Linked DNA regions of Homo sapiens: regions 1, 2, 3, 4 and 6 are each linked to region 5. A link is a contact called in ENCODE Hi-C or POLR2A ChIA-PET data. All regions are on one chromosome and are shown on one strand. The core of a region is the stretch at or near the end of the contact, and the rest is flanking DNA. Distances in the headings are between cores, read along the strand shown.

The links. A loop is a pair of places that touch in the nucleus more often than their neighbours do. ChIA-PET counts read pairs that join two places held with the same protein, here RNA polymerase II (POLR2A). Pooled maps may share reads with other maps.
Region 1: a loop to region 5 is called in a pooled map, with 4 times the contacts of the local background. The contact joins the promoter of MAP1A here to the promoter of GOLM2 in region 5. A Hi-C loop is called at or near these places in 2 of 168 maps with a recorded cell type or tissue (B cell and CD8-positive, alpha-beta T cell) and 8 of 50 pooled maps. POLR2A ChIA-PET finds 5 or more read pairs at or near these places in 2 of 52 experiments (CD4-positive, alpha-beta T cell and CD8-positive, alpha-beta memory T cell).
Region 2: a loop to region 5 is called in a map of CD8-positive, alpha-beta T cell, with 8 times the contacts of the local background. The contact joins the promoter of SORD here to the promoter of GOLM2 in region 5. A Hi-C loop is called at or near these places in 1 of 168 maps with a recorded cell type or tissue (CD8-positive, alpha-beta T cell) and 9 of 50 pooled maps. POLR2A ChIA-PET finds 5 or more read pairs at or near these places in 1 of 52 experiments (endothelial cell of umbilical vein).
Region 3: a map of CD8-positive, alpha-beta T cell shows a loop between it and region 5 (13-fold over the local background). The contact joins the promoter of TP53BP1 here to the promoter of GOLM2 in region 5. A Hi-C loop is called at or near these places in 1 of 168 maps with a recorded cell type or tissue (CD8-positive, alpha-beta T cell) and 7 of 50 pooled maps. POLR2A ChIA-PET finds 5 or more read pairs at or near these places in 2 of 52 experiments (HEK293T and OCI-LY7).
Region 4: a loop to region 5 is called in a map of CD4-positive, alpha-beta T cell, with 5 times the contacts of the local background. The contact joins the promoter of SHF here to the promoter of GOLM2 in region 5. A Hi-C loop is called at or near these places in 2 of 168 maps with a recorded cell type or tissue (CD4-positive, alpha-beta T cell and naive thymus-derived CD4-positive, alpha-beta T cell), 2 of 37 single-sample maps with no recorded cell type and 9 of 50 pooled maps. POLR2A ChIA-PET finds 5 or more read pairs at or near these places in 3 of 52 experiments (PC-9, activated CD4-positive, alpha-beta T cell and naive thymus-derived CD8-positive, alpha-beta T cell).
Region 6: a pooled map shows a loop between it and region 5 (9-fold over the local background). The contact joins the enhancer-like site here to the promoter of GOLM2 in region 5. A Hi-C loop is called at or near these places in 7 of 50 pooled maps. POLR2A ChIA-PET finds 5 or more read pairs at or near these places in 2 of 52 experiments (PC-9 and activated CD4-positive, alpha-beta T cell).

The regions. Positions count from the first base shown.
Region 1 is chr15:43,516,136-43,520,528 of GRCh38, reverse strand. MAP1A (microtubule associated protein 1A) reads right to left here and starts at 2,921. Exons shown (of 6, transcript NM_002373.6): 1 at 2,829-2,921. RefSeq lists an enhancer at 1,803-2,446.
Region 2 is chr15:45,020,821-45,024,686 of GRCh38, reverse strand. It overlaps SORD (sorbitol dehydrogenase), which reads right to left and starts at 1,492. Exons shown (of 9, transcript NM_003104.6): 1 at 1,338-1,492. The coding sequence starts at 1,403. RefSeq lists an enhancer at 123-773 and a silencer at 1,543-1,712.
Region 3 is chr15:43,490,747-43,494,914 of GRCh38, reverse strand. It overlaps TP53BP1 (tumor protein p53 binding protein 1), which reads left to right and starts at 1,759. Exons shown (of 28, transcript NM_001141980.3): 1 at 1,759-1,878; 2 at 2,447-2,631; 3 at 2,820-2,913; 4 at 3,162-3,246. The coding sequence starts at 1,872. RefSeq lists enhancers at 1,318-2,024, 2,025-2,733.
Region 4 is chr15:45,186,449-45,190,785 of GRCh38, reverse strand. SHF (Src homology 2 domain containing F) reads left to right here and starts at 2,820. Exons shown (of 7, transcript NM_001394037.1): 1 at 2,820-3,332. The coding sequence starts at 2,835. It overlaps LOC124903481 (a long non-coding RNA gene), which reads right to left. Exons shown (of 2, transcript XR_007064608.1): 1 at 4,328-4,337; 2 at 1,968-2,671. RefSeq lists a silencer at 2,876-2,925 and an enhancer at 3,840-4,337.
Region 5 is chr15:44,287,331-44,291,576 of GRCh38, reverse strand. GOLM2 (golgi membrane protein 2) reads right to left here and starts at 2,858. Exons shown (of 10, transcript NM_138423.4): 1 at 2,221-2,858. The coding sequence starts at 2,547. RefSeq lists a silencer at 2,582-2,941 and enhancers at 2,752-3,046, 3,442-3,511, 2,893-3,799.
Region 6 is chr15:45,165,504-45,169,681 of GRCh38, reverse strand. It overlaps SHF (Src homology 2 domain containing F), which reads left to right. Exons shown (of 7, transcript NM_001394037.1): 7 at 1,549-2,468. The coding sequence ends at 1,735. DUOX1 (dual oxidase 1) reads right to left here. Exons shown (of 34, transcript NM_175940.3): 34 at 4,108-4,178. Among named protein-coding and RNA genes, the nearest start is that of SHF, 20 kb to the left of the region's middle. RefSeq lists enhancers at 1-107, 108-710, 1,468-1,969, 1,961-2,050 and a silencer at 2,251-3,050. Within about 2 kb of position 2,186, at least 36 of the 41 ENCODE cell types and tissues checked have a DNase peak (open chromatin) inside an H3K27ac peak, as active enhancers do.

The sequences.
Region 1 (4,393 bases), core at 1,672-4,171, 770 kb after region 5:
TAGGCCCTGCCACCTTGGATACTGCTGAGTAAGGTCTAGGAACTGGCTCATCCAGCCCTTCCCTTAGAGGGTTTCCACCTCCCCTCTCCCACACTGGCTGTCCTCTCCTTCCCTTCATCTACCACACCCTCTGCTGCCTGTGCCCCCATCCCTCTGCCTGGAACTATGGCCTCAGACTGCCCTATTGACAAGAAGCTTTTGTCCTTCTCGAGCACTAAGCTCCTGGTGCTGCCTGGGGATGGGGGGCTCAGCTGGAGAGAGGGCCCCTGGGATGATGACCCTCACTTCCCTTTCTCCTTCCTGGCTTGCCTCTGCCCTGGGCTTTCCTGCCCGCAGAGTGTCTAGAAATAAGGAAATAGGAGCTTCTGTGTGGTACAGACTCCCCACCCTTCTTGCCATCCAAGGCCAGAATTCCTGTTCCAGAAGACCCGGAGAAGCCTGTGCTATCTAAATTTTTGGGGTTTTATGATTCAAAGAATGGACATAGGACTATAACTTCATTTTCTGTCCTCTGGTTCCTCAGAGGCCAAGCCCGCACTAATACACATGCACACAATCATATTGTTCCTGCTCGGAAGTTTTCACAACACCCTCTCCAACCTGATCTTCATGTCCCAAAGTTTCAGAGAGGCCAGATTCACTACCCCACAACCTATTCATTGTGAACAGTTTCTTCTCTCATCTTTGCCCCGCTCCTAGGGGCCTCTACCACGGGCATGGGGAGTGAAAGGTTCTTGAACAAGAAACACATTAATAAGGAAGGAGAGATTCAGGGTGTTCCCCAGGCCATGGAGAAAGATAAGGCATCCCCAAATCCCCTATTTCCCTTCTCCAGCCTCACATGAAACACCAAACAATTCAGCAAAGAAAGAAAGTGGCAAATGAGACAGAAGATGCTGAAGAAGAATGCTGCCATCCCCTGCACCCGCCCTTCCTTGCCAAATCCCCTTTCCAATTGCAGTACATAGTGGCATTAACCTCACAGAGCATCCAACAGATGGCAGTGGGCTGTCTGGAGGATACTGGTGGGAGGGTCCATAATTTGTCCCTTAGACCCTCTTCTGTGACCCAGCTCTCTCTTCTTTCTGGTGCTTGGACAAGAGAAGCCTGGGGCCAGGGCCTTTGTTAAGAGGCAGAGCCATGGTGCCAGGATCAGGCAGATCTGGCAGCACAGGGCTGCAGATGCAGCTGTGGGGGAAATGAACGATGGTGTCAGAAGACCAAACCCCATACAGCGTGGGTTGGGCCAAAGGGGAATTCAAGGGTTCCCTTCTATTTACTTGAGAATTGAGGGAACATTTGAGATAAATTCAGAGGACAAGAGCCACCTCAGATGTAGGCAAGGGCAGGGCTTGGGGCAGGTGAGGGATATCAAGGTTCGGGAAGCTGCCAGCCTTAAGTCGTTCAGATTTAGAAAGACAAGAGCTCCCTCCACACAAATAAGGTCATAAATTTGAGGTAGGAGGGTCAGAAAGACAAATATCTATAGCACACACTGATTTGCTTTCTATCTACCCCTCCCTGCCCCCAACCATTCCTCACGGTCCCCATTTATCACCACAAGACTTCTATGATCCCAGTTCCTGTCCTGGCATAAGGTCCTGTTCCTCACTCTATCCCTGGGAGTGGTTCTGACTTGAAATTACATGGTTTATATCCTGTGCCTCTCTTTTTCAGGCCTGGGAGAAAGCCGTTTCTTCTGCTCCCCTGGCTCTCTCACTGAAGGGAACTGACTCGTTTTTTCCTTTTTCTTTAGAGAGGACCATCTTGTGAGGCAGGGACACACAGTGCTCAGCCAGTGCTGGAGTTGCGGGGGGGGGTGGGCTGCGGTGCAGAGGCTGAGCAGGCAGGAGGGCAGGTGTCTCCGCAGTGAGGCAGAAGGGGAGGGGGACCGTTTGGGCAGCTGCAGTTTGCCGCAGTGTGTGAGTGTGCGCGCTGAGCTCCGGCTCCAGCTCCGCCCCCACCCCCCACCCCAGCATGACAAGTCATTTTCTTGGCTGCTTCTGCATGGGGGGTGGGGATGGGGGGATGCAGAGAGAGAGAAGAAACTGGCTCCTCTGTTCAAGAGCCCCCATCTTGGGAAGAGAAGCAGAGATGAGGTGGGGGTAGGGCTGAGACTGGGAACCTGTGGGGTTGACACGACTGGAAATGCAGGGCAGCCGCTGGGGAGGGAGTTCTCCGTCTCCAGAGTGGCCTCGGCAGGGCCAGAAAGGGGGGTTTAGAGTCCCATTCTAAAGCTAGCCGCAGGGAATAGGGTGGGGGAGCCCACTGCAAACCGGTTGGTCTGTAAGGAGGCGCGTGCCACGTCTTAGTGACCCTTTCCTCCCTTCTTTTCCATAGTGTCCCCCACCTTCCCTTACTTGGCAAAAACTCACTGCCCTGCTCACCCCCAGCATAGGAGCAGCTGAGCAATCCAGCAGCTGACACCCAGGGGCCCTCCTATTAGGCACATTCCCATAACATCCCCCTTTCTCTCAGATTCTTCTGCCTCTGACCAGAAACATAGCCCCCAAACTCCTCCAGCATCCTGGGCTGTCAGGCAGAGCCAGTGGCACCACCCTCTGCTGCTGTCCCAGGCTGATTTCTCCCATCCCCGCCCAGCTGGAGAGGTGGACTGTCACAGCCCCTGGTGGCCTCTGGTTCTGGGTCCAGGCTGGGCCCACAGCCAGTAACGTTCATCTTCTCTCTCCATTTCCCCATCCTGCCTACTGCCACTGGGCTAGTTCTAGATGTGCCAGATTAGGTACCAGCACCCTTTCCATGACCCCCATCCCACCTCCCTATCACAGTGTACCCCCACATGCCAAGCCCTTTGGTTCGGTTCTTACCCTGGGGTGTAGGAGGAAGCCTCTCATGGAGGCGGCAGCTCCGGCCTCAGCCGGCAGCTTCAGGGAAGAGTCTGCAGCACTTAGGGTGGGAGTGGGGCGGGCGGTGGGGGGGGGAGGGGGGTGCTTGATGAGGAGGGCGGCGCCAGGGCGGGGAAGAGGGGCTGGTCCGTGACGAGGCACTGGAGACTTAACTGTTTCTTTGCCTTCACGACGTCTGAGCTCCAGTGCTTTTGCTTGGCTCTGTGGGGCTGAGGGATTGTCTAGCAGCTCAAGGAGCCTCTGCAATGTCCTATGGCCCATAGGACCTTTCTCTCCCAACCCTGCTTAGTTAGGAAATATTCTTTTGGCATCAGCCAAAAGACCAAAGCCCCATGCTAGGGCACAGAGCGAGGCTATAGGAGGCATGGGCTGCGTGGGCTCTCCCCCTTCTCTTAGAAACCATCTGCTGCCTCTCTCCTCAGATGGATCCAGGGAGTGACCTTCAGTCCCTGGAGGAGCAGGAGACAAAGGCTGGGGGCCCAAAAGCATGGGGTAGGTGTGGGGAACTGCTTAAGACAAAGGTTGGGGATGCAGAGATGTGCTGCCTTCTTCTGAACCTCAGCACTACAGAAACCAAGGAGGGCAGAAATAAGTCTTATTTTAGGGTTAGAGGGTAGTTTGAAATTCCGGAGTGGACACATGGTCCCTAGCCTGTTGGGGTGGGGCACAGGGACCCTGAGAGCTACATGAAGTTTCATGGGAATGCAGCATAACACAGTAACCACACAGGCACTGATTCTTGGGATTCTTGAGTCATTGGATATGAAGAGACAAGTCCCTGAAGGGACAGGGAGCTTTCTGCCTTACAGTGAAGGAGTTAACAAGGACCAAGAAGGATCACCAGGGCCTCCGGCCCAAGCAAGGTTGTAGGCCAATTATTAAATGTAACAGAAGTACTCTTTAGATTAAAAAAACCCTATAATGACTTTGTAGGGTGATTGGGTTCTTGCTCTCTCCTTGTCTCTTTGCTGTTTCTATATTATATTATTTGGATCTTTCTAATGTTGATCCTGTTTCCCTTAGTCTCTACCTCCATCTCAGATTTAGTAAAGCGCTCTAGGACTCAAAGGAAGAATCTGGAGAGTGGTAGCACTTCCTTCCAACCCGAGGATGCTCATGCTCTTACATAGTCCTTCCCTGCCCTCTTCCCATCCACCCTCCCCAGTTTGGCCAGCTCCTAAGGCCTTCCTCACAATCACAGCCACCCACTCACACCCAAACACTAGCCCCACCCTTGCCCCAGGCTGCCAAGAGTTACTTTTGAAGGTCAGAGAAGCCAAAATAGTCTGTGCTCTCAGCATCCCCCATCCCCCCTTAATTGCAGCCAGAGGAGAGGAGGAGCTGAGTCACTAGTACTCTTGGGGGTTGAGGGGACAAAAGGGGAGCAATCCTTGCTTAGATCCGGGGATGCAAATCTGCGACAATGGCAACAACCCCGTTTGGGTAGAAGCGGCCATCTGCAGAGATACACAGGGAAAACCAGGCTGAGTTCTGAGCATCACAAAAGGGAAATACCCCTCTTCTGC
Region 2 (3,866 bases), core at 243-2,742, 730 kb before region 5:
TGCAAGCTGGGTAGAGCTGGACCACTTTCCCTTACTCATAATACCATCTGGCATTTGCAACAGTAAACACTAACAGCCTCACTTTAATTCAGGACCTTGGGTGGAGGCTCCAAAGAGTGGAATGAGCACTAGAATGGGGAGTCTGAACATCTGAGTCCTTGTCGTGGCTCTGTTAACTAACAAAACCTATCACCTTGGGTATGGTACTTTCTTCAACTGAGGAGATGGAGAGTCAGCTGGGACAAGGGTTCTATAGAGGGGCTTAGAGCGGCTTAAAGGGAGTCCTTGAGCAGTCTGAAATTGTTGCCAAACTCAGTCTATTTGCATTCTGTGGAGGGGACACCACAGATTCTTAAATAGTCAAGAACTGCTAACCTGGATAAGCTTCTGAATTACTGCAGTTTACATACTGACGCATGTACTTTGAGGGAAAAGAGGTACAGGGGAGCAGCAGAGATGGCTGGCACTCATCCCACATACCCACTGCCATCCCAGGCCCATCTGAGAGGGACTTTGTCAAGGGAGGCTTGGCATGACTAGGCTGCTGACTCAGCCACTTCCTAAACTTTGGTGCCACAAGCCAGGGAGCAAAAGGCAGGGTCTAAGGCAGAGGACACACATACAGAATGCTCCTAAAGGGACAGAGGCACGGGATTGGAAAGAAAAACTGCTGGAAAGTGAACCAGACAGGGTCTTAGGGAGAGAAGGATCCTTACAGACAAGGGAGCTATCAAGATCCACAAGTCTGGCACAGGCAAGGGGAACAGCAGGGGTTCTGGAGATGGAGGCCTAGACTGGAAGGAAAGGAGAAGGAGCTGGCACTTCCTGAGCACGTACTAAGTGCTGAGTACTCTTGTGATCATCATAATCCTGCAAGGGAGGTTTATCAGTCCCAAGCAAGGGAGTTAAATACAAGTTCTGCTGTTTCTAAGTGTCCTCTGGCCCCCCTTTCTCTGCTCTGCACGGTCTGCCCCGATAATTCAGACAGCCTTAGCATTTCCTTTGGAAAGGTCAATGACAAGAGGCTGGACTATGAATCTGCAGCTGGCAAAGGAGAGAGAAAGCTTCATTCAAACAGTTTGCAACCGTCCTGGGCACCGGCCACGTGCCAGCCACGGGGCTAGGTTCCGGGAGGCACACGACTAGATCCCTGCCCTTCGCAACAGCCACTACCTGCTGCCCCCACACCCCGAGGGGAACCAGCTGGGATCTGGGCAGCCAGGGCGCTTAAGGTGCGGGGCCGGCGCCAGGCTGGAAGTGGGAAGCCAGGACTATGGCTGGGCTCAGAGGAGAGTGAGGCAGGATCGGTATGCTTCCCACCCTCCTTCCCAGCTTACCAGGCGCAAGTCCCCCGGTCCGTGCACCACCAGGGAAAGGTTGTTGGGCTTGGCCGCCGCCGCCATGGAGCTCTTTTGGCTCTGGAGTGCGGCCTGGAAGGCGCGGGACGTTTGGTCGCTCTGGTGGCGCTACCCAGCCGAGGGTCCAGGGCACTGGATGGAAGGTGGGGCCTGGGAGAAGCGCCGCACGCAGGGGCGGGACTAGGCTTCCTCCTTTGTGCCAGCCTGGGCGGCGCTAGCGTGGAGGGGCGGGGCTTCCCAGCCTCCTCCAGACCCGGAGGCGGGGCGGGGCTTCGGGAGGGGGCTGGGAGCGAGAAGCCCGGGTGCTGGCTCCATCTGCAGCGCGCTGTTTTTTTTGTTTGTTTGTTTGTTTGTCGCCGAGGCTGGAGTACAGTGGTGCGATCCCGGCTCACTGCAAGCTCTGCCTCCCGGGTTCAAGCCATTCTCCTGCCTCAGCCTCCCGAATAGCTGGGACTACAGGCGCCCACCACCACGTATTTTTGTTTAGTAGAGACGGGGTTTCACCGTGTTAGCCAGGATGGTCTCGATATCCTGACCTCGTGATCCACCCGCCTCCGCCTCCCAAAGTGCTGGGATTACAGGCGTGAGCCACCGCGCCGGCCCTGCAGCGCGCTGTTTTTGCCGCCTCACATGCAAGCACACACGGCTGCCTTGAAAACCGCCTGCAGAGGCAGTAGGCACCAGACCAGCGCTCTCAAACGTTAGCTGCAGAAGAATTGGGGTGGGGAATGTGAGGCGCTGTTGAGAATGCACATTCTCAGGACCAGCACAGAGATTCTGATACAGTAGGTCTAGGTCTGAGGTGCTGCCTGAGGGTCCATATTCCTAGCAACGAGAATGCTGAGGCTGTGGGTGGAGCACGGTGTGCACTTTGCGAGACAGGTGCTACCATGACGCAGCGTCCACGTCGGCCCTTTGTCTCCAGCCCCCAGGAAAGGGCCTGGCACGAGTAGGAGTAAATGAATTCGTGCATCATTACATGGGCCTGGTGCTTAAGTATAAAAAAGACATGAGGCCGGGCGCAGTGGCTCTTGCCTGTAATCCCAGCACTTTGGGAAGCCGAGGCAGGTGGATCACCTGAGGTCAGGAGTTCGAGACCAGCCTGACCAATATGGTGAAAACCCCGTCTCTACTAAAAATACAAAAATTAGCCGGGCATGGTGGCATGCGCCTTAATCTCAGCTACTCGGGAGGCTGAGACAGGAGAATAGCTTGAACCTGGGAAGCAGAGGTTGCAGTGAGCTGAGATCATGCCATTCAACACCAGCCTGGGCAACAAGAGTGAAAATCTGTCTTTAAAAAAAAAAAAGCCATGAAATGGAATTTGTGAACCTCTTTCTCTCAACTGGATCTGCTGCTTCTATTCAAAGCAGAGTTTCTGCCCAAACTCTTCCTTCAAGCCTCTCAGCCCTCTGAGAAACAGTGAGGTTTTACTCTCTGAGGAGAGAGGCGCTTCTAGATAGGCCTAAGTCTATAAGGCCCCTCCCTCCTTTGAGGATAATGCTCAGGATTTCATTCCCTTACAGTCCCCCCTCCCCAATATGTAACCGCCCAATGGATTCACCTTGCCTGCTGCCTAGACAAAACTAATTTATCAAGACAGGGGAACTGCAATAGGGAAAGAGTTCATGCAGAACCAGCTATGCAGGAGACTGGAATTTCATTATTGCTCAAATCCGGCTCCCCAAGCATTCGAGCATACGGGGACTCAGAGTTTTTAAGGATAGTTTGATGGGTGGGGAAAGGCCAGTGAGTCAGGAGTGCTGATTGTTTGGGTCAGAGATGAAATCATAGGGGATCTAAGCTGTCTTCTTGGACTGAGTCAGTTTCTGGGCGAGGGCCACAAGGTCAGATAAGTGAGTTTATCAATCTGGTTGGTGCTACGCCTTGAGGGACCGGTGCCAGTATAGGCTGTATTTGTTCCTTGCTGAGGGCCCTGGTTCCTCTGGCTAAGATTAGGCCTAGATATTTGACTTGTTGTAGGCAGAGCTGGGCTTTCAGTTTAGACACCTTGCCCGCTTGATTACCTAGAAAGTTCAAGAGATCTAGAGTAGCCTGCTGGCATGAGGCTTCCAAATTGGTAGCCAAAAGTAAATCATCCAGATTCCGTTCCAAGATGGCCAAATAGGAACAGCTCCGGTCTGCAGCTCCCAGTGTGATCGATGCAGAAGACGGTGATTTCTGCATTTCCAACTGAGGTACCTGGTTCATCTCATTGGGACTGGTTGGACAGTGGCTGCAGCCCATGGAGGGTGAGCCGAAGCAGGGAGGGGCATTGCCTCACCCGGGAAGCGCAAGCGGTTGGGGGATTTCCCTTTCCTAGCCAAGGAAAGCTGTGACAGACTGTACCTGGAAAATCAGGACACTCTCACCCAAATACTGCACTTTTCCAACGGTCTTAGCAAATGGCACACCAGGAGATTAAATCCTGTGCCTGGCTCAGTGGGTCCCACGCCCACAGAGCCTTGCTCACTACTAGCACAGCAGTCTGAGGCAGCAGCCTGGCAG
Region 3 (4,168 bases), core at 510-3,009, 800 kb after region 5:
GCCCAGCCATTTTATGTTTCGACAAACACACTTGTCAAGTAATCAAACAGATCTGTTTATTTGTGCCTCACTTGGGGAGGAAGCAGAAGCAGGCTGGAGAAGAAAAGCAAAAAAATGGTAACTTTTGGGGGATTTTTATGGGACTCAAGGTCATGATTTACTCATAACAGGACCTGGTTGGTTGTGCCCTCTCAAATAGAGCAGATGAACTCACTTTGTCCAGCTAGTGTAGTTAGTATTGCTCTAACCTGGTCTTTAAGTATTAGATTTGTTTAGTCACTGGTGTTCTGCAGCTTTAGGAGTGGAGTATGAAAAGAGTCAATTATAAATGATTTTAAGATTAAGAAGTGAGATGCATCTCTGTGTGGTCCATTTCATTTTAGCTCCACTAATAAAACATACTGGCGACCATAATTATATTCCAGTTATAGCAGTAATAGATTCTAGATTTTTCAGGACAGTTTCAAGGAGTCAGTCCTTTTGTTCCCATAAGTAACGTGTATTCAGACAACATGCTTTGAATTTGGTTTGGAAAATAGGATCACTGTAATTTATAGCAGCAGTGAGAAGACTGGTAGGAAGCTCCACTTCAGCTTTGCCTATATCACGTGCTGAATTGGGCATTTACAGAAATGGAGAATCATGGTTGGGCTGTGCCGAAATAAATCTGAGCCTGGGGTAGAAAGAGAAAACTGCCTCATATTGAATGCCTACTATGTATATGTTTGGCACTGTGCTAGGTGCTTTCCCTATTGACAGCTGCTCTGGCTAGAATTCTATCCTGGATCCAACTGCCACTTAAATAATATACCCCCACCCCTCAACAACAACAACAACAAAACAAACACATATGCCACATGGGGCTTAGTTCATTAAGACTCGTCACAGCTGCCACACCCTCTTTAAGACCCTGGCACCATAATTAGGATAATAGAATCTCTGGGTTTGGAAGTATCTTTGAGGTCATCTAGTTAGAAGGGGTGGCAGCTGTTCTCTTTACCATGGAGTTTGAGAATGACAGTGCTCAATTCTCTCAATGGGAGGTGCAAAATATGTCTGGGGCTGTAGTCTCTGCAGGCAATCCCATAAAAGATAAGGCAACGATAAACAAGTGTGAAGCTTGAAATACGTCCTAGGCGGAAAAGGGCAATGGGAAGAAATATGGCTTACTGGAGCCCTTATACAATGTAAAAACAAACAAATACTAAAAACGCCCTGGCAGAGATGTAATGTCAGGCCCTTGGATTCAGGGTAGAGGCCCACAAAAGGGATCCTGATTGACACAGGTTAACCCTGTGTCAAAGAAGAAAGAGTCTCTTCTGTTGGGTTCACCAGCTCTGAAGTACCTAGCCATCCTCAAGCCGCTTCTTCTTTGCCCTGTTATGAGAAAGCTGGGAAACTCTCTCCTTTTCCAGGAAAGAGGGTGAGGGACGGGGATTAAGGGGCGTGAACGAGAAAAAGCAGGTAGAGGTACTGAAATGTCTGAGTAGTGGTAAATGCAATCGTCCTGGAAGCAGGGGAAGGTATTTCACGCCCTCTCAAGGTCCCTTCGGTTCAAGGATACCGTCATTCTCCGGCTCTACTAAAGGGGAGGGCCTGCAACGTCCATGCTGCCATGGAAACGCGCCGCCGTGTTCCTTTTTCTTACGTGGGGCAGGGCACTCTGCCGCAGCTACCTATCATCCACGGGATTTCTTGAGTGGCGGGCGGCGGCAGCGAATGGACGATCCGATATTGTGTGACGTGACGGGAAAGGGGGAGTTCGCGGCCGGTGGCGGCGGTGGCGACAGCGGCGACCTAGGGATCGATCTGGAGGGACTTGGGGAGCGTGCAGAGACCTCTAGCTCGAGCGCGAGGGACCTCCCGCCGGGATGCCTGGTACTGTTTGGAGAGAAATGGGAGTGCAGTGGGCTCTGAAGGCCTGGATTTCGGGTCTGAAGGGATGGCTGACCGGAGGGGGCGGGGTGGCAAGCATGGCGGCGGTGACGGGGAAGGGGTTGGAGGGCCCTAAGGAGGGGGTGGGGAAACGTTAGCTAAGAAGGCTTGGTGGTCGTGAGGAAAGCTGAAAGGCTGTGGGGCCTCTGGCGAACAGATTTTAGAAAACATTCTTTTGGGGGGAGGTAGAGGCGCCAGAAGGACGTGGCGGGGGGGATGGAAAAAGGGGCGGGGAGAGAAGAGGTTAGGAAGGAGGGGAAAGGGTGTCTACGAGAAGGTGATGAAAAATAGGGAGGGATAGTCAGGCTTATTGTAAATAACGAGGAATGGTGACTTGGTAGGCATGATAGGAAAGTGCTTGCAGCAATTATAAATATAATATTCTAATTGGAGGAGTCCTGAAGTGGTCCCGTTTCCCAGCTCTTGTACTTCCGCCCCATTATTTAGGTTTAGACTGCGTGAGCAAGGCTAGTAGGTTACACGGAACTGATCTTTTGTTATTCCATTCCAGGGGAGCAGATGGACCCTACTGGAAGTCAGTTGGATTCAGATTTCTCTCAGCAAGATACTCCTTGCCTGATAATTGAAGATTCTCAGCCTGAAAGCCAGGTTCTAGAGGATGATTCTGGTTCTCACTTCAGTATGCTATCTCGACACCTTCCTAATCTCCAGACGCACAAAGAAAATCCTGTGTTGGTGAGTGATACCTTGTTTGAAGAAGATTGAGCAGATTTTTTTTTTTAAACCGAAAACCAGCAAACATAAGTATTTAGAAGATCATTACCTTCTCAATAAAGTTGATTGGAAAAATTGTTCACAAATAGTAGGTTTCATTTTGAACTATTTCATATATAATGGGGATATTTTGTATGTGTATTTTCTAGGATGTTGTGTCCAATCCTGAACAAACAGCTGGAGAAGAACGAGGAGACGGTAATAGTGGGTTCAATGAACATTTGAAAGAAAACAAGGTTGCAGGTGAGGTGTTTAAAGCTATCTGTCCCCTTTGCATTTTTTGGGTGCTCTTGTTGGTGCTGGGTGGATTTAAACTTTATGTGGTTGTGTCGAATGTATGTAAGGAAGCCTACTGTGGTATCTGCGTAGTAGTCACTCAAAAGTTGATGTGCTAGTGTCACTGATTAGATTGGTATTGTCTGTATTCCTGATTTTGTATTAAGGTTTGTTGGTAAATGTCTTTCATGCTAATATCCAGTTATTTTTTTCAGACCCTGTGGATTCTTCTAACTTGGACACATGTGGTTCCATCAGTCAGGTCATTGAGCAGTTACCTCAGCCAAACAGGACAAGCAGGTATACAGTGTTTGAAGGGGTTTATTTAAATGTATTATCAGATTTGTTCTTTTATCTGTACCTGTTGCCTCATCCCAAGGATAAAAGGATTAATCTCTTTCTTGTGGATTAGGAAATGGGACTTGAGGGTTGTATTAGATAGTATTGTAATAGTACTGATAGCTGGAAACTGTTTTGTGAAGGTAATAATTTTTATACCTACATTATTCAAATCATGATCTGTCTTGTGCATGTGAAACAAAATAAGCATTCCTCCTAGTAGAAAAAAATTATTAAAAAGTATTTAGGGGCCAGGCATGGTGGCTCATGCCTGTAATCCCAGCGCTTTGAGAGGCTGAGGCGGATGGATCACTTGAGGTCAGGAGTTTGAGACCAGCCTGGCCAACATGGTGAAACCCCATCTCTACTAAAAACAGAAAAATTAGCTGGGCCTGGTGGTGCGTGCCTGTAATCCCAGCTATTCAGGAGGCTGAGGCAGGAGAGTTGCTTGAACCTGGGAGGCGGAGGTTGCAGTGAGCTGAGATTGTACCAGTGTACTTTATCTAGCCTGAGTGACAGAGTGAGACTCCGTCTCAGCAAAAAAAAAAAAAAAATTTAGGAGTATTATCAGAACTATTAGGCATGTTTTCCATCTATCAACTGAAGTACCCCACCAGTTTTAGATCTAGAATGTTTAATTCTTACCCTAAACAAGATTCAATTGTTACCATGTCTTTTGCATATCTTTATAATACCCATTTTTTGAGTTCATGCTCTGTGTTAGGTCCTGTATTGGACGTTTGGCATATAGTATAATGTTATTTAATCCTATTCTTAAAGCAGCTGTACGATGAAGACATTACATTACTTCCATTGTATAGACGGGAAAATTGATGGACAAAGAAATTAGATAACTTGCTTTAGAGTACATTGCTAGTAAGTG
Region 4 (4,337 bases), core at 1,571-4,070, 900 kb before region 5:
CCTACTCTTCCCATCATGAATACTCCCCTTTTTTATGGTGTGCGGGTTCCCACCTCTATGCCTTTGTCCAGCTAATGCCGACCTCCTGTCTTGGAATGACCTTTCACTCCTTTGCTTCATCTGTCCAAATCCTACCCAGCTCAGGTCTACCTCCTGTCCTGCATGAAGCCTGCAGACTTGATTGATTTCATTCCTCTGAGCTGTCAAGCAGTTTAACTCATGTCACACCTTCCACTGTAAGCATTTTACAGTTTTCAAACCTTTTTCATATTCATCACCTCCCTTAATCCTCACACAATGATTATCACGCCCTTTCCAGAGATCATGAAAGCAAGTATCAGTAGCATTGAGTACCTTCCCCAAATACCTGGCTACAGCCCACAACTATTGGATTTCTTATTAGTTACCTATCCATGCCCTCACACCTGGTGACTGTGGAGACTCTCTGATATACATTAACTGGACCATTCTTCTCTATTTATCATCTCTATGTCCAGCTTCGTTTTGCACCATTAGTCAATTTAACTGCACATTTTAAAAATATGCACGTTATTTTCTCTATTATACTTCATAAAACCAAGTTCAACATCAGATTCTCCAGTATCTCCTACAGTCCAGCTACTCAACATGTGGTCTGGGACCAGCAGTATCTGTATCACCTGGGACCCCACCCCAGCTAGACCTAGAGAGTCAGAATCTGTAACTTACCAAGATCCCCAGGAGATTAGTGTCCACATTAAAGTTTGAGAAGCACTGTCCTAAATACAAGCAGCACTGGCTTGATCAGAAGCACTGTCCTAAATACAAGCAGCACTGTCTGACCAGTGGCACAATCATAGCTCGCTGCAGCCTTGAACTTCTGGGCTCAAGCAATTCTCCCACCTCAACCTCCCAGGTACCTGGGACTACAAGCATGAGCCACCTCGCCCAACTAGAATTTGCACAAAGCAGGAACTCAACAAATATTTTGAGACTCGGGGCCCTGGGAATCCCAGGAGATTCACAGTTTTGCCATTACATCCTTCTTTACACCCCCCGCTTTGAACTCCTTTCCTTTGGGGCCTCTTGGCTTTTTGCGCCCTCAAAAGGCAGATATGGCCAGGTGCCGTTGGCTCACACCTGTAATCCCAGCATTTTGGAAGGCCGAGGTGGGGAATCACTTGAGGTCAGGAGTTCGAGACCAGCCTAGCCAACACGGTGAAACTCCATCTCTACTAAAAATACAAAAAATTAACCAGGTGTGGTGGCGCACGCTTGTAATCCCAGCTACTAGGGAGGCTGAGCTGGGAGCATTGCTTGAACCCGGGAGGTGGAGGTTGCTGTAAGCTGAAATCGTGCCACTGTACTCCAGCGACGGAGTGAGACTCCGTCTCAAAAAAAAAAAAAAAAAAAAAAAGGCAGACATGAACCTAGGAGTGCGGAGACACTGAGGCAGTGGGGGAAAGGGGGTGGGGTAAAGTGAGGTGAGACAGCTGCTTTCCCAGCAGAGCCAAGAGCAAATGTGTTGGTGTTGGCTTCAGGCCTACATTTATGGTGAGGAACTGGCTTTATTTCTTTCCTTTTCTTTTTTCTTTTTCTTTTTTTTTTTTTTTTGAGACGGAGTCTCACTCTGTCGCCCTGGCTGGAGTGCAGTCGCGCAATCTCAGCTCAATGCAACCTCTGCCTCCTGGGTTCAAGCGATTCTCCTGCCTCAGCCTCCCGAGTAGCTGGGACTACAGGTGCCCGCCACCACACCCGACTAATTTTTTTGTATTTTTGGTAGAGACGGGGTTTCACCGTGTTAGCCAGGATGGTCTCGATCTCCTGACCTCGTGATCCTCCCGTTTCGGCCTCCCAAAGTGCTGGGATTACAGGCGTGAGCCACCGCGCCCAGCCGGAACTGGCTTTATTTCTAAGACAAAAATGCCTAGCACTTGAGCATCTGAGCCTCAAGAGGATAAGGAGTTTGTGATAGACAACACTGGGACTGTTTCTAGACTTGATTTATTGACTTGTCTGTTTCCATTCTGTTACTAATCTGATTGACAATGAAGCCCGGGATGTGGCTGGAAGGGATTTCTGCGTGCGTGCGCATGCTATCGTCAGGGCCATGTGGGCCCGTTTGGAGCAGGTGCTCCCGTGGGTGGGGGATGTTTGAGCGAGGGCTGTTTGCGTGTGAGAAGGGCGTGTGTGAAAACGACACGGGAGAAGTGGGCGTCTCTAGGGAGTTGTTTGTATGTGATGTGAGATGTGTTTGCCTGGATCGGGAAGTAACGTAGGTTCGGGTATGTGCAGTGCGTACGGTTGGATGGGAGGAGGTTGTGGGGCTCCCAAGGTAGCACGGGAGGAGGAGGCTTACAGACACATCTTACAGAACCTAGCCCCTTTTCTTGCCCGCCTAGATTTTCCTCCTAGATTATAGTTTCCCAGTTGCGAGATCCTGGGAGAGGGAAGAGGAGAGGCGTAAGGCTCCCTAGAGTCAGGAGTCTGGGGGCTCCCCTCTTTGCGTCTCGCACGAGCTGGGAGCTGGGGAAAAGAACAGATGGGGATGGATGCGCTCCCCACAGGGGACCGCGTGGCGACACGTAAAGGATTCAACCTCAGTCCAGTAGTCGCATCCTCTGCCCCAGGGCTGCCCACTTCACTTCTTGCCTGTGCATACCGGCTGGAAGCCCGCGTACACTCTTCCGAGCTACGGGAGGAGGAAGACCCTGTTAGGGAGCGGAGCCCCGCCTCTCCCTTGTTACTGAAGCGCCCCGCCCCCTCCCCGCCCGGCGGAGCCCCGCCCCCCTCCCCACCCCCGCCCCCGCCCCCCACCCGCCGCTGCGCTCCCCTCGCTCAGTCTGGCTGGCCCCATGTTACTGAGCGGAGCTCCTCCGGCTGGCTCCCGCCCGGGGCCGCGAACGCAGGGGAGCGCTGGGGGCGGCCCGGGGGGGTCCCGCCGGGGCGCCGGGGGTGCGGGAGCCGGCCCAGGAGGGGGCGGCAGCGGCGGAGTAGCCAAGTGGCTCCGGGAGCACCTGGGCTTCCGCGGGGGGGGCGGCGGCGGAGGGGGCAGCAAGCCGGCGCCCCCCGAGCCCGACTACCGCCCCCCTGCGCCCTCTCCGGCCGCGCCCCCCGCGCCGCCCCCGGACATCCTGGCCGCCTACAGGCTGCAGCGGGAGCGCGACTTCGAAGACCCCTACTCCGGGGGGTCGTCCGGCTCCGCCGCCCTCGCCACCCCTGTCGCCCCCGGACCCACGCCGCCCCCGCGCCACGGCTCTCCCCCACACCGCCTTATTCGGGTCGAGACCCCGGGGCCCCCGGCGCCGCCTGCTGATGAGCGGATCTCCGGACCCCCCGCCAGCAGCGATAGGGTGAGTGCCGCGCCGGGCCGGGATGGCCAGGAGGGAAGGCGGTCAGGGGTCTGGAGGCTGCGAGAGGGACAAAGGTGGCCTGGCCCGGGCCCCTCGGTGTCTCAGCTTCTGGCAGACGCGAGCCCCTGACCCCGGGGTTCCGAGCCTTCACCCACCTTTGTTCAGATTCTCAACCGACTAATCTGAGACGGAAGCCCCAAACTCTGCCCCTCTGCCCTATCCTTTGTAATGGCCCCAGAACTGGTGACCCTCCCCCTCCCGGGCTGGCTCTCCACTTCGTAGCCCCCTCTAGCCTGATCCATGAGCCTTTTGCTAACGGGAATTGAGGCGCACCTCCCAACCCCCACTGGTTGATGGCCTTTCTGCCCCTCTGGAAGCAGCGGCTCAGTGCCCTTTGATCTCTGACCCTTCCCCCTGGGCATAGCCAGCACAAAGCTCTTCCCTCCTGTTGCCTCTTTGCTTCCTCCTCCTCTTCCTCCTCCTGTTTCTCCAGCCTAAGCATCCTTGCAGGTGCTGAAGCCCCAGAAAGGAGGTGAAGACGGGTTTCTCCTTGCGGACACAGCACGAGCTGGCCTTTGCCCTATAGGCTGTTGTTCTCAGGAGGCGAAGACAGGCAGCTTACAGCTCTTGCCAAGGGGGCTTCGTGGGGTCCAGGCCCACTCCTCCCTCCTTCCCTCGTCCTCTCAGGTATGAGGATAGTCAGTGCTCAGGACCTGTTGCCCACATGGGGCTAAGCAGCTGAGCCCATTCCTCCTCTCCTCCTGGCCTCCCTCTCCCCCTGGTCCATTCTGAGGGAGGCTGGAGCTTTTCCTGGGTCTGCAGGCACCAGGATAGGGAGGAGAACAGGAAATCCACCATGCCTCAGGGCCCTGCCCTGATTCGGGTTGGCCTTATCCCTCCCTGGCAGAGTGAGAGCTGAAAGCCATCCCAGGCCCCTAAATTCTGTGATGATGACTCTGTGGGCTGCCTTGGCTCTGCTGTCCTTCTTCACTCACCCCGAGAGCT
Region 5 (4,246 bases), core at 1,609-4,108:
AATATTCTTTGGTTTTGACTAGGAAGACTGCCATTTGTGACCTTCAAGAGAATAGTTTCAAAAAAGGGGAGGAAAGAAAGATGGCAGACATTTTAAGATTAGGATGGTTATGAAAAAATAGGTAGATGGAACATTTGTAGACCATCAATAATTTGACTTTAGCAATGAAAGTGAAAAAACAAATGGGTTGGTTGGGAGAAAGGAATATACAGATTTTTTTTCCTTTACTGAGAACAGGGGACACCCACATACTGTTGAAGGTAAAAAGTGAAACAAACTGAAAGAGACAGTTCAGTAGAGCTGGGCAAGGTGGTGCACACCTGCAGTCCCAGCTACTCAGAGGCTGAAGCAGGAGGATCACTTGAGCTCAGGATTTCAATGCTATAGTGCATCATGCCTGTGTAACAGCTACTGCACTCCAGCCTGGGCAACACAATGAGACCCTGTCTCTTTAAAAAAAAAAAAAAAAAAAGAGGCTGGGCATGGTGGCTCACACCTGTAATCCCAGCACTTTGGGAGGCTGAGGCGGGCGGATCACCTGAGGTTGGTAGTTCAAGACCAGCCTGACCAACATTGAGAAACCCCTTCTCTACTAAAAATACAAAATTAGCCAGGCGTGGTGGTGCATGCCTGTAATCCCAGCTACTCAGGAGGCTGAAGCAGGAGAATTGCTTGAACCCCGGGGGGGCGGAGGTTGCAGTGAGCTGAGATCACGCCATTGCACTCCTGCCTGGGCAACAAAAACAAAACTCCGTCTCAAAAAACAACAACAACAACAACAACGACAACAACAAAAAGTCCAATGGATGAAAGAATGGAATCAAGAGTATTAATTACAACAAGAGACTTTCCTTTGAGACCAGAGAGAAGAATGTGAATTGTAATGCTCAACCATGCCAAGTAGGAAGACCTTACTTTAATACTCCAAACTTTCATGGATTTCTACCTACTCTGCCCGAGAGTTTTTCAGTCTTTAGAGTTAAGCATGCAGCGCACATATAAATGTACTGATTCCTTGACCCTATCATAGCATGTCTATGTTATGGTGAAGAGGAGGGGGTTATAGGGAAGCACTTAGCTGAGGGCCTTAATCTTCATGAAATAAGAAAGCCAGGTAGAGGCTGTCAACAGGAAAGTTAGAAGCTCACAGACAGTTTAATTCATAATGACTTACCCTTAAGTGATTTTGATATGCAAAGTAAAACTTGTAATTATAATGGGCATTTACACACAAAAATGTGAAGATTACCAAAGAAGTGTATAGAAAGGCATCTACTATCCTGCCCAGAAATTTTCATAACTCTACTATACCTACAGAAGTTGCTAAGTCATAAACTATTAATATAGTTACCAATGAGCTAATGAAAACAAGGATTATTTAGTAGCAAGTATGATTACAGTTCAATTTTAAACTTTTTATATTTAAAACTTTGTATAGTTTTCCATCTGCATAAAACACCAACCCTAATAGCAACTTAGCTATACAAAATTTCATTCTATTTTCTTTCAATGAAGACACTGACATGACATTCCACTGCTTAAAATTTATTTTCAGATTCTAATCTTTTGGCTGATTTCATTAACAATTCAAATTGAGTAGATAATGATGGATCAACTATGTCCAAGACACAAGTGTGTCTCACATATAGCTCGAGGGCCCATCTATCATAACATTTTGATCACAAAAAGGCAGTCATAGCTGATTATTTAGTTATTCAATACATCACCCTATAGAGATTTTAAAAGTCACACAGCTTAAAAAATATATGATGACTACCATAAGTAGAGGAGTCAGAGGCGGCTTCGTTCTTTAAATAACGAAATTAATATTGATCAGTGTGCACGGAATAAAAATGAGACAATAACCACACCAAACCTGGCAGTCGCCAGATTTGTGTGTCTTTGAAGGTAAGGGGGCCACACAGGCCAGATGATTACTACTGCCAACTCACCAGCTGAGCTTAGAGAATAGGCAGCATCTGCACACAGTCCACTCTTGAGAACCAGAATTTACAGTCATTTTTTTCTGGCAGGGACCAGAGAACGTGGCACTGATAAACTGGGAAAAGTCTGACAGAAACAGGGTTGTTGGGGGTGAAAGGAGCCTTCAGGACTGAAATACTGGAAGGCATAAGACAACAGCTAGCGGATTAACATCCCGCCCCAGACCCCGGGGAGAAAAGAAACCATGGGGTTTGAAGAGAAAAGGGTCGTCCTTACCTTGTCATCCTCGCATCTCTTCCCGAGGCCCTCTCTGGCCTGCAGCCGGCTGCTGAGGCGGCCGTAGTCGGCCTCCTTCTGGTCGATCTGTTTCTTGTGCGTGTCCACCAACAGCAAGAGGTCCGAATTGCGCTTTTCCAGCCGCCCGCGGGCCACTTCGGTGCGCTGGACCTGGCCCTGCAGCTCGGCCACCTCCTCCTGAAGCAGGACGTGGCGGGAGGAGATGCTCCAGTAGTTGAAGGCGAGGACGACGATCACCACCAGCAGCACCACCAGCACGAGAGAGGGCAGGCGGCCAGCCCGCCGGTTGGCCCCGAAACCCACCATGGGGCCAAATCGGGCTGTACCCTAGGGGCCTCGCCGCAGACACCTGCAGGCAGAAGCCCAGGCCTCGGCTGGAGTTGCCCGGCGGACACGGCCCCAGGGCCGGCCGAGGGAGGAGGCGGGCTTACCGGTCGGCTGCGAGCCGGAGAAGGGGGCGGGGCCGCAAGCCGCAGGTCCCTCCCCGCCCCCCTCCTCAAATCAGGCCAAAACGCGTTCCGGAGGCTTTGAACCCGACCCTGCACCTGCCCAAGGGAACCGGGAGAACCCAGCTGCCAGCGTCCCCCAAACCCAACACCTCACGGTTGGGAGGCGGGGAAAAAAACCGGAAAGGGGCGGATGTACCCTGGCCCCACCCACTAGCTGGGGCCGGGTCGTCTAGGGGACCATTTCCGAGTTTCCGTCGACACCCCTCTTGTCGCGAGAACGTTGCTTCCTCTCGTCTCTCTCTCTCTCTCTCTCTCTCTCTCTCTCTCTCTCTCTCTCTCTCTCTCTCTCTCGCTCTCTCGCTCTCTCGCTCTCTCGCTCTCTCGCTCTCTCTCGCTCGCTCTCTTTCTCTCTCTCTCTCTCTCTCTCTCTCTCTCTCTCTCTCTCTCTCTCGCTCTCTCTCTCTCTCGCTCGCTCGCTCTCTTTCTCTCTCCCCGCCCAGAGTTTTCTCTGTCGCGTAGGGTGTTGTGTTAATTTTGGCGGTCTCAGATGTCTCAGGTACCTGGGTCGGAGTCCTTTCTGTTGTTATCTACTGGATTCCCTTGATTCAAGGCCTAGGGAGTTCCTGCCCTACACTGGCCCTCGCGAAAATATTTGTCTTTGAGGACGTCTGGGGCTGCGACCGCGGAATAGAAAAAAATAGTAGGTGAGCTGCTGCCAAAAAGGAGCGACTAGAAAGGTTTTGTACTTGCTTCTGTAGAAGGGGAATTTCTCTTTTGTGCTAATGATGTGGAAAGAAAAAACAAAAAGACTGTAAAATAGCGATGCCCTAAACATAATGGAGAAAAGCGGGAGAAACCAAGCTTTAGGACTGAAAGGGGTGGTGCCAGTCTCGTTTCCTAGGTTACTGCTTTCACGAACCGAAAGAATTTCAGAATGTGGCGAGCTCCAATTTTTAAACGCACTGCTGCTTTTGCCTCAGCTGGGCTTCCAAACAGAAAGTCCAGAAGCTGCCCTCGATGAATCGTAACTAATGCACTGTTACTGCCAGCGAACACATTCCGGGTTAGAAATAATAGCTCTAACAAATTGTTTTGCGCGCCTAGTCTCATATTATCTTCTCAACAACGCAATTTTACAGATGAAGAATCCAAGACACATAGATGTTTGGGAACTTTCTCTTATCTGGTTTTAAATAGGCTTGAATCCAGATCATTGAACTCTAAACACCAGTGCTGTCTGCATATAGCAGATTGTTTATATGTTAAGTGTGAATTTCAGTAGTGCAAAAAAAAAAACAAAACCTGCCTCTTTTTTTTTTTTGCATAATTATTTTGTCCGTGCATAGAGAAATAAAAAGGTACTGGCTCTAACCTGTTTAAGGAGAGGATGGGGTTGCCTTATTTTTCAGACCTCAGGTTGAAGAACTTCCATGAGTATAAAACCTCAAGAAGGAAAAACCTTGGTATTTTTTATTCGAATCAGAGTGATATGATTTTGAGGCAGGAAGACTTGTCATCTTAATTATTCTGTGCTTCCTATCCTCAAAAATTATTTC
Region 6 (4,178 bases), core at 937-3,436, 880 kb before region 5:
TACAATGTGCAGCTTTTAGGAGAGACAATTCCCCAGGTGGACTAAGGGAGAAGGGGTCAGCCCCAAACTGAGAAGAGGTGAAGGAAAGCAGGGCCCATGCTGCTGCCCACAGCCTTGAGCCTGACAGGGGACACTGCCTCCCCTCTCCACCACCCACAGGGGCTGTTTGCCTCAGGCCCTTGGCTCCTTTCCCCAAGGGCCTGTGCTGTCAGCCCTAGTTATCTCAGACCTACAGATGGCCCCGGCCACCCTGCACCCTGACTCCCAGCCCTGGGGCCTCAGGCCTTTTCCTAGCAGTCTGCTAGGCTCCTGAGGACTCCATGCCTGGGGAGGCAGAGGGATAGAGTTTGGGGCCTCCGTTTTTCCTCCCATCTGTCACCTCCCTTCAGCCTCCCCACTCTGATTTCTCGCTTGTGGGCCTGGTGAAATGGGTCCGGGCAGAGCCTTGTACCCAGTCAGGGGAGGCAAGTGATAAGGATTGCCAGCCTCACTTCTCCGGGGGGTGGACCTCAGGATGGAGGCAGCTCCCTCACTGGTTCTGCTTTCCACACTAACCTCTAAGCCCCGTCCTTGTCCCCAAGTAGGCTCTGGCCAGCAGTATATAACACTTAGGCTTCAGGGCTCCCCAAAACATTCCTCACCCCTTGCCTGTGCTTGAGTTTCAGACCTGAGGCCTGACAGACCAAGCCTGTGGTGGTTTAGACAAAGGTTCTTGGAGGTCTCACTCCCATGCCCTCTCATGGGCCGAGGGTCCCTGGACATTTAGGAGCTAGCCAGAGCTCTGAGCAGTGGGGTCCTTGTCTTGAGGGCGGGGCCAGGCACTAATGCTGATTTCCTGGCTGTGGCAGGGAGATGGCAGAGGCAGGAGCATGTCTCCTCTGAGCAAGGGAGTGAAGTCATTGTAGGCTGAAGGGCCGGATAAATGAGCTAGGGGCTTGGTCCAAGACCCAGAAAGCAAGAGAGTGAAGGGATATCCCCAGGAGGAGGCAGCTGAGCACTCCCAGATTTTGGGGGGTCTTCCAGATCAGCTTCCCCCTTCCCCCTAGTCATTAGAAGGGAGAGCCCCAATGAAGACTAGCTTGGTTGTCACATCTGTCCACCCTCCTGCCAAGGGCATATGTGGTTCCACATGAGTCACCAGGAGCCCCTCACGGGTGTCCTACCAAAGAGCTCAAGAAAGGTGAGGTTAAACTGGCCCTGGCCACAGAGGCTGGAGGGCCGGGGTGCCTGGACCCCAGGGTTGGCCAGCAGGGGTCGGGGGAGGTGCTGGTCGCTCAGTTTCCACCTGCACACACCCTGTATGCTCCCTATACACACATTCTTGGCACAACCAGTGGCCTTACCACAAAGCCAATGCCCAGTGCTACCTACTTACACCACCACCACCCCTGCTTTCTGGACTGACCTCCACCTCCCCTAATCACCTGTCATTCTCAGCTGGCTTCGGAACCACCACATTTGCTGTAGGGTTGGGGAGGGTTACTGGGTGGATGGATGAGGGGGCTGAGGAGAGCCCCCACTCACCAAAGTCTCCTCTCCTCTTCCCAGGAGCAGCCAGGGATTCATGCACATGAAGCTGTCCCGAACCAAGGAACACAAATATGTGCTGGGCCAGAACAGCCCGCCCTTCAGCAGCGTCCCTGAAATTGTGCACCACTATGCCAGCCGCAAGCTACCCATTAAGGGAGCCGAACACATGTCCCTGCTCTACCCTGTGGCCATCCGGACTCTTTAGATGTGAAGCCAGGGCACTGTGATAGACCTGTACCCAGCCCTGTGCCCATCACCTGGCTGAGGGCTGTGGCTCTTGCCAGGGACGTGATCTTTCAAACCTTTCTTCTCCTGGGATCCAGTAGAAGCTGGAGATTCCTTAATTTATTCTAAAGGGAAAGGGCTCCTGGGGCCTTGGAGTAAGGGGTTGTCTGGAGCTGGGGAAAGAGGAATCCCTGGAGAGAAAGGATAGCCCCTGGAGGAAGGGGGTTCCAGAGCTACTGGGATGGTAGGGAGTTTCAGACTGGCAGCTCCGGCTCCTTTCCGACCTTAGGGCAGAGGTGGTGACCTCCACCACCACCACCCTCTCCCCACTGGGTCCGTGCGAGGTAGTGCAGAATTCGGCCCCTTGGGGCGCCTTACCACCTCTCTGCCTCCGTCCCCGACTTCCACCCCAGACCGTCGGAGGGCTCCGCCCAGAGTCTGGTAAGAGGTTTGGGGAAGACAGGCCCCTGGGAAGCAGCCGGCTTTGGGGGGTGGGGAGAGAAGGGGAGGGGCTCGGGCAGAGGGAACTGTGCAGTCCCCAGGCCGCCCCGGCTCCGGGCCAGAGGCAATAAATAAACCCGATCCTGCCGGGCACAGCCGCGCCCGCGCCTCCGGCGCCGTCCCCGGGCTGACGGGGGAGGGAGCGGAGAAGCGAGCGCAGATTCTGCGTATAAATCAGCTCTGGAGCAGACACAGCCCGGCTGTGAAAAGCACTTTCGAAGCATCAAGTTCCTTTCTTTGACGAGATGTCAAAACATCCCCGCCGCCCCCGCCCCGGCTGGGGGCACCCGAGGCCCGCTGGCCGCGCGGCGCCCCCTCCCCGCGGCGCGCGGCTTCCCCCGAGCGCGTCCAATTTCCTGCCAACAGCCATTTGTCTGGGAGGAGGGGAGGCGCGGAGAGACAAAGAGGCAGCGCGCCAGGCCGGGGAGCGGGGCGGCCTGCCACGCGGAAGCCGCGCGCCGGCGGAGGCGGGAAGGCTGGCGGGACGGGCCGCGGGGGCCGCGCTTGTCTCCTTGGCCGAGGAACTGAGGGCCTGCAGCGCCTCCCTCGCGCCCTAACGGAAGGGTTTGTCCCGGGCAGACCCTCGGGCGTGGCCGGCCTGCGAGCCCCTAACCACCGGCCCGCGGCCTAGGCCGCACCCCGACCGGCGCCCACCGCTGGAACCCGCCCAGGCCTCTGGGCGGGCCCGGGGAGGCCCACTGGGTCGCCAGGCGGAGCGGCTCTCAGGCTGCCCCAGGCCCGCCCCACCCCGCGGGCAGGCTGGTCAGGACCCCTCGACATGCTGGACAGGCACCTTCGGGGGACCGCTGAGCCAAAGGGCCGTCTGAGGGCCTCTTCCAGAACCTAAACGTGCAACCTCCAAAGTGTGCTGTGAATCACAGTACTTGAGAGTTTCTAAACCAGTGGCTATTTTCTCGAAATTGAGGATATGTGGTATGCAGGCGTTTTGTGGAAGCAATAGGAAGGATCACTTAAAATTGGGCACTCTCTTGCCGGGCGCGGTGGCTCACGCCTGTAATCCCAGCACTTTGGGAGGCCGAGGCGGGCAGATCACCTCAGGTCGGGAGTTCGAGACCAGCCTAACCAACATGGAGAAATACCGTCTCTACTAAAAATACAAAATTAGCCGGGCGTGGTGGTGCGTGCCTGTAATCCCAGCTACTCGGGAGGCTGAGGCAGGAGAAATCGCTTGAACCCGGGAGACAGGTTGCGGTGAGCCAAGATCGTGCCATTGCACTCCAGCGTAGGCAACAAGAGCGAAACTCTGTCTCAAAAAAAAAAAGGGGCGCACTCAGAGAAATTCCCTCAGAGGGTTGTCCTGTCTTTAAGTCGACTTGGAGAGCATCCAGCCATTTTGCAGATGAGAAAACAGGCCCAGAGAGGTTGGGTGATGTGTTCATTTGTCTCCTGCTATCATCTCACTGCCTGGAAGAGCCATGTAGGCACAGGTGCCCAACTCTCCCTTTGCTCAGAGAAGGGCTGGGAGTGACTGAGGTCCTGGTAACAAGCCAGGCGGCTCTGGCTCCCTATAGACTCCAGCTGAGTCTGCCCCCGACCCCGTTCTCTTCCCCAGCCAACCTCCTCCAGAAGCTTCCACACCCTCTGTTTCTGCCCCTCCTGAGCAGGCTCACCAGGCCTCACACTAGTGGCTGACAGGCCCTCTGTCAGGAAGGGCACCCCTGGGCCGGGGAAGGGATTGCTAGCTGGGGCACTTTGCCTTGGGCCAGCTCCTTTACTCAGGACACTGGGCAGCTTGAGAGATGTCTGGGCCAGCCTGGTGAGCTGGCTGGGTTAGTGGCTTCCTCTCCCCATGCCCCTTCCGGTCCTAGGGCAGAATAAAGAAACCCTGAAGGCAGAAAAGTGATTTATTTGGAAGGGAGACTACTGGAGCAGGGAGAAGAGGGCTGAGGAGCATTGCATAC